Regions from separate parts of the Homo sapiens genome. Here region 2 is linked to region 1. The links are chromatin loops, found by intact Hi-C in ENCODE. Cell type or tissue: HCT116. All regions are shown on one strand. Links, peaks and the distances in the headings refer to the core of each region. The heading gives the core; the rest is flanking DNA.

The links. Hi-C counts contacts between places; a loop is a spot of excess contacts. Peaks named below come from ENCODE experiments on the same cell type or tissue, not always from the same donor. Only the 100,000 strongest peaks of a DNase experiment are listed, where the experiment ranks them.
Region 2: a loop joins it to region 1, with 4 times the contacts of the local background. A loop is called at or near these places in 3 of 110 quality-filtered maps.

Annotation. Positions count from the first base shown.
Region 1 is chr9:86,274,353-86,278,751 of GRCh38, forward strand. All of the region lies in intron 1 of ISCA1 (iron-sulfur cluster assembly 1), which reads right to left. LOC124902194 (a long non-coding RNA gene) reads right to left here. Exons shown (of 2, transcript XR_007061634.1): 2 at 3,865-4,399. Among named protein-coding and RNA genes, the nearest start is that of ISCA1, 6.0 kb to the right of the region's middle. In HCT116, for the core only: a CTCF peak has its summit at 1,812; no DNase peak of the experiment used is centred there.
Region 2 is chr9:85,822,554-85,826,952 of GRCh38, forward strand. It overlaps the pseudogene LOC389765. Among named protein-coding and RNA genes, the nearest start is that of AGTPBP1, 83 kb to the left of the region's middle. In HCT116, for the core only: a CTCF peak has its summit at 2,619; a DNase peak (open chromatin) is centred at 2,600.

The DNA.
Region 1 (4,399 bases), core at 128-4,127:
CATTCTTGCCAGGGTACCTTATGGACTTTATATAGAAACACATAAACTATACCTAATTCAAAATATCCTCTTTATTTAAAAAAAAAATCTGCTAGCAACATCCTTTTAATCTTGCTCCTCAGTCCAGGTTGGTTCCCTGTCCTTCTCTCTATGGTGCTATTCACTCACATTACAAATGCTATTTTTCTGGGCAGCATCTATTTTGTGCACCAACTCTATGCCCAGGAACCAGCATGTTGCCTACGACAAAGAGCCAATGAAGGAATCAAGTATCTCACTGGGAAGGCCAACCTTCAGGTGTTTTTCCTGTTGATTATTAATCCTACTGCTTTTTTTTTTCTTACTCACAATCCATTTCTAATCCATCAAAATGCATAGCTTGAGGAAACAGTGTTACCAGCATAAAATAACCCAGGGTGTGCTTCTTGCACCAGTCCCACCAAATGCTCACATAGATTTTTTTCAACGTGGATTAAACCAACATCTCAGGAGATCTAGATGAACAAAACTAAGCTAGTCAATGACAGAAATAAGAACAAGGAGGAGCTGTTTCCCAGAGAAATGCTGTTTTAACATAGCTCAGCGGGCCTCAAAATGAGAAAAACATCACAGTTTGTGTGAAATAGGTCGGTGTTGCCAACCCCACTTCTTTGGGAAGGAGACTGTTCCCCGACATTCCTGGCCCACTTCCTAGCTGTGCCTCCAGGGCAGTCACCCTAAGTGGCTTCTCTGACTTCTATTCCCTTACTGGTGAAACAGGGATAACAGTTCCTCCTCCTCCTGATTCTTGTGAGGATTAAATATTTAAACTCATGGAAAGCATTCAGGACAGTGCCAGGCACAAAAATACCAAGTATTATTATGATTATGAGAGTACATCATAATGAAGACATTATGTGCGTCCTTCCTACTTTATCAGCTCCTCTAGCTGGCAGTGCTCTGCAGGCCCTCCAGTCCCTTGTACTGACATTTTACTGTACAGTAAAGTCTTTGAGACTGCTTGTGAAGTCTCAAAGTCTGGATATTACGACCTAAGACTTGGTAGTAAACTGAGGCCAGGACTGACACCTGGAAGAGCCAGCCCAATGGATGGCCCTAGAGTGTGCTCTCCTGCCCTGTCGGGGTTGGGGCTCAGCTAGATGAGCATGCTTAAACACAGTACAGACCCAGTTTAGAAGGGCATGAAAGCAATTTGGAATGTGAAGACCAACATGTCTTAAACATTTTAAATAGAAAACAATGCACTGCACTTAAAAACGTGAATGTTGTTTAGTAAAACTTTTAATTCAGTTATTAATATATAGTATCTGTGTATATACATTTCTTATTACATGTCACTGTAAAAAAACAAACCACTACCAGTAGGTGGGCCTCTAAAGGCCCATGGTTTCCCATGGTTCTGTCAGAAAAGGAGGCATGCAGTCCTCCAACGCAGGAAGTAGCACACAGGGTGGAAGGAGAAAACAGGGAAGAGCAGGATTATGGTTTTGTTTTTGTTTTTTGAGTCACAGAATACCAACTTTAAATAGTTACAGAAATAGTTATTATTTTTTAAAGTGCTCATTACCCTTCTAAAGCAGTGGTCCCAAATGTTTTTGGCATCAAGGACTGGTTTCGTGGAAGACAATTTTTCCACGGATAAGGGGAATGGTTTCTGAATGATTCAAATGCATTACATTTATTGTGCACTTTATTTCTATTATTACATTGTAATATATAATGAAATAATTATATAACTCATCAAAATATACAATCAGTGGGAGCCCTGAGCTTGTTTTTCTGCAACTAGATGGCCCCATCTAGGGGTGATGAGAGACAGTGACAGATCATCAGGCATCATTCTCATAAGGAGTGCACAAACTAGCCCCTCACACCTGCAGTTCAGACTAGGGTTTGTGCTCCTATGAGAATCTAATGCCCCTGATGATCTGACAGGAGGTGGAGCTCGCTTAGGTGGTAATGCTTGGCTTGCCTGCTGCTCTCACCTCCTGCTGTGAGGCCCTGTTCCTAACAGGCCATGGACCAGTACCAGTCTGTAGCGCAGGGACTGGGGACCCCTGTTCTAAGTGATTGTCAATAAAAGCTAGCTTTCTTATCAACCACATGTAAATTTTCACCATATTTTCCTATGTGCATGCTGAAGAAATTAATCACTTACTGTCAAATAAAAATAGCTTTCTGTAAGTTTATTTTAAAAAGGCATAGCCTGGCTGGGCCTGGTGCCTCATGCCTATATTCCCAACACTTTGGGAGGCCGAGGTGGAAGTATCACTTGAGGTCAGCCAAGGTGGAAGGATCACTTGAAGTCAGGAGTTTGAGACCAGCCTGGCCAACATGGTGAAACCCCGTCTCTATTAAAAATACAAACATTAGCTGAGGATGATGGCATGCGCCTGTAATCCCAGCTACTCCGGAGGCTGACGCATGAGAATCGCTTGAACCCAGGAGGCGGAGGCTGCAGTAAGCCGAGATCATGCCACTGCACTCCAGCCTGGGAAACAGAGTGAGACTCTGTCTCAAAAAAAAAAAAAAAAAAAAAAAAAAGGCATAGCCATGGAAAATATCCGCGGGAACTAAAATCTGAAACGTGGTCTTGGTTTAATCTGAGTGGATCAAAGGCACAGATGGGCACACCACTGCATGATCTAAACAAAACAAATGTGTCTGTCACACTACTCCGTTTACCAGCCCCAAATATATAATTTTTTTTATCTCCAAGTGGTTTTCTAAATTATCTAATTTGGTTTTACAAAGTCATCTATTTTCTTATTTTCTCAACTTTTAGCAGGAAACACTTAAATACAGTAAATGAAAGCAATTCGTGGGGATTGGTCTACTTATCACCAAGTTGCTGATGTTCACATCTCATACTGAAGGACTCTTTAAGGGAAAAGTAACATTCAACAGGAACCTGTGTGCCTGGGAAGCTGCTGTTACAGGAACTAAAATATGTCTTAATTTTCCTGTGCCAGGCCAAAACCAAACCTACTCCACTGGGAGGGTGTTACTAATGATGGACAACCCAGGTCAGTACTCAACCAAGGGAAAAGGTTCTTAGAACTTTCAAAGTGACTGATCTGATTTTCAGAACAAGGGAGAGTGGTTAAAAGGGAAGAGTTGGGACTTAAAAAAAATCGAGCTATAAGAGGTACTTTTTGTGTCTCAGTACCAGGGAGAGGCTAAGAATCCTACCCTGCTTTAAGTCTACATACTCTGGCAACTTTGTGCTTAGGTAAAATTCATGTGAGAAACAGCATAAAATCTTCAACTACACAGCATGCTGCAGGGCCTAGCAGCCTGCCAGTACCAGTGCACTTCCCAGAACAACTAAGAAACATGTAATTCTCAAGAAATTTATGTACTATTAATGAATATAGCTTACCTGAGATTTGGCCCATGTTTTAAAATTTAAGAGCTTCCTGAAGCCCACTAAAATATGATGGTTTTTACTCACATGCAAATCACAGGAATATGACTTTTAAAGTGAGAGGTTATCTTTGAGGTAAGGTATTTTGGCCTAATTGAAAAATAAATATATTTCCAAGATGTTTCCGCTGTTAAAATTAAGGGAAAAGGCATTGTAGATGAATGTTTTATCACTACTTCATAGCAACACGCTTTCTAATCCTTGTAGGAGAAACTTTTCATTCTCAATCCTGTATTTCTTTAAGTAACTCCCCAGGCAATTTTCATTTTTTGCTGTTTAAGAAAATTAAATTAAATTCAAAGCTAAAGTTAACTCTGTGATTATGCATACTAAACATGTGCCAACAACTACAACTTAATTTCTCTACAAACATGGCATTTTAATGTCAACATATCAATTTTCTGGGGGAACAAAAGATGGTAAATAAATAGAGCCAGTGAACAAGTACAGTGTATTTTATTAAAATCATTCTTTAACAGCCATGGCTGGCATTAGAGTGTCAAAATAAGAAAAGACAAAAGCATTCTCTTTTGTCTTTTCTTATTTGTGTATATGTGTATATACACATCCAAAATACATATAATATACAAATATATATTTGTAGGCCAGGTGTGGTGGCTCATGCCTGTAATGCCAGCACTTTGGGAGGCCAAGGTGGGAGGACGGCTTGAGGCCAGGAGTTTGAGACCAGCCTGTGCAACAGAGCAAGACCCTGTCTCTACAATAAATTAAAAAAAAAAAATTAGCAGTCAAGGTGACATGTGCCTGTAGTCCCAGTTACTTGGGAGGCTGAGGTGAAAGGATTGCTTGAGCCCAGGAGTTTGAAGCTGCAGTAAGCCATGATCATGCCACTGCATATGAGCCTGGGTGACAGAGGAAGATCCTGTCTCTAAAAAGAAAAAGGTTTGTAATCATGGCATATATACATAATTTTGCAGCCTCCATTGAAACAATTTAACAAATTATTTTTTC
Region 2 (4,399 bases), core at 192-4,191, 450 kb before region 1:
AGGGGATACATGTGAAAACGTTCACTTGTTAATTTTATAGTTGTGGTTTAAAAGAGTTATAATAGTCTGGTGGTGGGCATCTGTAATCCCAGCTACTCAGGAGGCTGAGGCAGGAGAATTGCTTGAATTTGATAATCGGAGGTTGCAGTGAGCTGAGATTGTACCACTGCGCTCCAGCCTGGGCAACAGAGCAAGACTCCATCCCCCCGCCAAAAAAAAAGTTATAATATATAGAAATGTGATAAAATAAATTAACTATAAATTTGGGGTTGTAACTTTTCTTTTGTTTTAAGTTCCAGATATGCTTTCTTTTTCTAAATTTTCAGCTTCAGTTGTGGAGGGCCAAAAGGGTATCATTCTTCGAGCTATTCAAGAAATATTTCAAAGCATCTCTGAACATCCTAGCATTGACTTTAATGTGAAAGTATCTTATATAGAAGTGTACAAGGAAGACCTAAGAGATCTTCTAGAATTGGAGACATCCATGAAAGATCTTCACATCCGAAAAGATGAAAAAGGAAACACAGGTAAAGTAGCCCGCTTAATCAGTTGCCTTCATTCGCAGACAGACATGCTTTAATGCTTTAAGTTTCTGGATATATTCCAAGGAATCTTTAAAAACAGATGTAGAAGCAAAATGAATTTATTTTTACTTTTAAATTGAACAGCTTTATTATTAATCCCTCTCTTTTTTTTTTGAGATGGAGTCTCACTCCATCACCCAGGCTAGAGTGTAGTGGTGCGATCTTGGCTCACTGCAACCTCTGCCTCCTGGGTTCAAGTGATTCTCCTGCCTTAGCCTCCCGAGTAGCTAGTATTACAGGTGCGCACCACCATGCCTGGCTAATTTTTGTATTTTTAGTAGAGACAGGATTTCACCATGTTGGTCAGGCTGGTCTCGAACTCCTGACCTCGTGATCCGCCTGCCTCAGCCTCTCAAAGTGCTGGGATTACAGGCGTGAGCCACTGCTCCCAGCCTATTAATCTCTCTTAAATCACTCAGATGAAAAAGTAGTTCAGACTGGTTGGTAAGGTGAAGTTATTAATTTGTAATGCAAGATACTGAATTCCTATCGTTCCCCTCTAGACTCACTTCAGGTGAGACTGTGATATAGGCTAAATTTGTTTTTGTATCTTTTTTCCTCTCAGCTCTACCATGAGATTGGAGGTGGCTTTTGCTTTAAGTGTTTATCAAAGTTGACCCAGAACTTGCCTTTCTTTTCTTTGATTTTTGTCCCAGCACACATACTTCTTTTTTTAAAGTTGAGAGTTTATATTTTTGTTTTTTGATATTGACATTTACCTGTTTGTTTTGTTGTGTTCCTCAAGGTCTGACTTTCTGCATTAGTAGCCTGTTAATTTCATTAACCAATACCCATTTGTTGGAAATGGGAGAAGGTTAGAATGGGAGGCTCAAACTGCAAATATTTTAAAGAATAACAATTTATGCTTTTCTAGTTTAAAAGCTAACATGTTCATCAAGAGTATTTTCAAAACAGGAAAGTGTAAGGAAGAAAGTTAAAAGATTATCTTTAATTCTAGAGCCTAGAAATACCAACATCTCTTTTTGGTGGGTTTCCTTCCAGAATTATTTTTCTAGGTACATATAATTTATTTATTTATTTATTTATTTATTTTTTTTGAGACGGAGTCTTGCTCTGTCACCCAGGCTGGAGTGCAGTGGCGCGATCTGGGCTCGCTGCAAGCTCCGCCTCCCAGGTTCACGCCATTCTGCTGCCTCAGCCTCCCAAGTAGCTGGGACTACACGCGCCTGCCACCATGCCCAGCTAATTTTTTGTATTTTTAGTAGAGACAGAGTTTCACCGTGTTAGCCATTATGGTCTCAATCTCCTGACCTCGTGATCCTCCCATCTCGGCCTCCCAAAGTGCTGGGATTACAGGCGTAAGCCACCGTGCCTGGCCCATATAATTTTTTAAAAATATGTACTTGCAACCCTACACACAGTTTTGCATTTTATATTTCACTTAATATTTATATTTTGAATATTTTCGCACATGATTAAATATTTTTCATACTTGACTCTTCATGTTTATATGGTAATTTGTCTTATGAATGTGTTTATAGTTATTTAATATTCCATTGTTGGACATTTAGGCTGTTTCTAGGTTTTAACTATTATTAAATAATATTGCAGTGACTATTCTTTTTTTTTTTTTTTTTTTTTTTTTTTTGGAGACAGGGTCTTACCTCTGTCAGCCAGGCTGGAGTGCAGTGGCATAATCACAGCTCACTGCAGCCTCAACCTCATGGGCTCAAGTGATCCTCCTACCCCAGCCTCCCGAGTAGCTGGGACTAACAGGCACCTGCCACCACACCTGGCTAATTTTTGTATTTTTTTGTAGAGACAGGGTTTCACCATGTTGCCCAGGCTGGTCTTGAACTCTTGGGCTCAAGAGATCTGCCTGCTTTGGCCTCCCAAAGTGCTAGAATTACAGGCGTGAGCCACCATGCCTGTCCTATTCTTGGATGTCTTCTTCCCCTAAAAACCATATTTAGTAGAATCTTCCTGGAGATCCTGCCAGAGGAGGGAATTTCCTAGCAGCTAGGAAAGTAAGATGGCTTTAGTCATTCAAATAGCAGCCTACAGGAGGCAGCAAATCTTGCATCTTTATAGCCCCTGTCCTGGCATTCCTGCATGGTTGAAGAAATTGTTTTTGTTTTTGTTTTTTTAAGAAGAAACTATATATGGTAGCTTATGGTCTTATTAGATAATTCAGTACAGTTTATCTCTTCTGGATAAAATTCAGACTGATGTTTTGAGCTCCTTTATCTTATGGAATACAATTATTGAATGTTTTCATCTTTTATCAAAGAGTTACAAAAATAATACATGCTTCTTTGTAAAATATCAAGCAGAATAGAAGTATATACACTTCACTATCACTCTTGATAAACTTGATCAAAATACTTCATATCTGATATCAATGCTGAAAAAATTTTGGAAGGATGTTACAAATGATCTTAAATTACAGTATGTCTTACATAATGTCCCACTCACAAGTAAAGTGCATTTGTTTGACATATTTCTTTAGAATCTCTGTATGAAGCAGTGATGTCCATGCTTGCTGCCACACAATTAGTACACGTGGGAAGCTTTTTAAAAATACTGATTTCTGGGTCCTACTTCACAGGGATTCTGATTTAATTGGTCTGAGATGGTACCTGGGCATTGGCACTTTCTTTTTTATAAAGCTACCAGGTGATTTGCATCTGCATTCAAGAACCATAGTGCTAACTTATAGCCTAACATTGGAAAAATTTAATGAAAGTTTTACTATGACTTACAGGACTTTAAATGAACTGGGTTGTTTAAAAAGCGTCATGATGGAAATAATGAAACTGAAATGATTATTTTTTAAAGAAATAGTGATGTGACAGTATCTGAGTAAAGAGGAATTATGGCAATATAATTTGAGCATGAAATCAGGAGCTTTCCTTCTCTGATTCAATTCCTAAGTCCACCTACTTCTCTTTGAAATATTTTTGGATATAGGCCGGGTGCGGTGGCTCACGCCTGTAATCCCAGCACTTTGGGAGGCCGAGGCGGGTGGATCACGAGGTCAGGAGATCGAGACCATCCTGGCTAACACGGTGAAACCTCGTCTCTACTGAATATACAAAAAAATTAGCCGGGCGTTGTGGCGGGTGCCTGTAGTCCCAGCTACTCGGGAGGCTGAGGCAGGAGAATGGCGTGAACCCAGGGGGCGGAGCTTGCAGTGAGCCAAGATCGCGCCATTGCACTCCAGCCTGGGGGACAGAGCGAGACTCCGTCTCAAAAAAAAAAAAAAAAAAAAGATCCCACTTGCGTCTCTTACTTCCTTCTTTCTACCCTCCCCTTTCATATTGCTTCCTGCTCACAATTCATACCCTTCTTGGCTCCTCTTCCTTTCTCCTTCGGTTAAAGTGTATTTTAATTTGTTATATTTATTAAATAGAACTCGGTGGATCTGGTTGTCAATTTAGAGACTGAAAATAAACTTGTTTCAGAAATAAAACTTAAGTTATCTTTTACTGAGTTTTTCTCCCTTTGTCGGTCAGTAGTTCTTGAAAGAAAAAATTACTTCATCTCTTGTGTTTGGAGTATAGGTTTTTAAAAAAACCAACAAATTAGCATATTTATTAATGTTTAAGGAATGTAGGCATGTACATGTATACATGTTATATGTACATGTATTGAGTTCAGATTTACATTTCCCCGCTTTTCATTCAGAAACTATTGTGTGAAGATTGTATGTCGTGGGAATAGTGGAGGACAGGACACACCTAGTTACTGCTTGCTTGGGTGGAGTTTGCAAGCTAGTGAGCAAATGAATGGTCCTTCAGTTGTTCCTGAGATAACATGGTTCCCAGCTTCCATGGTTCTGTCCATTTTTCAAA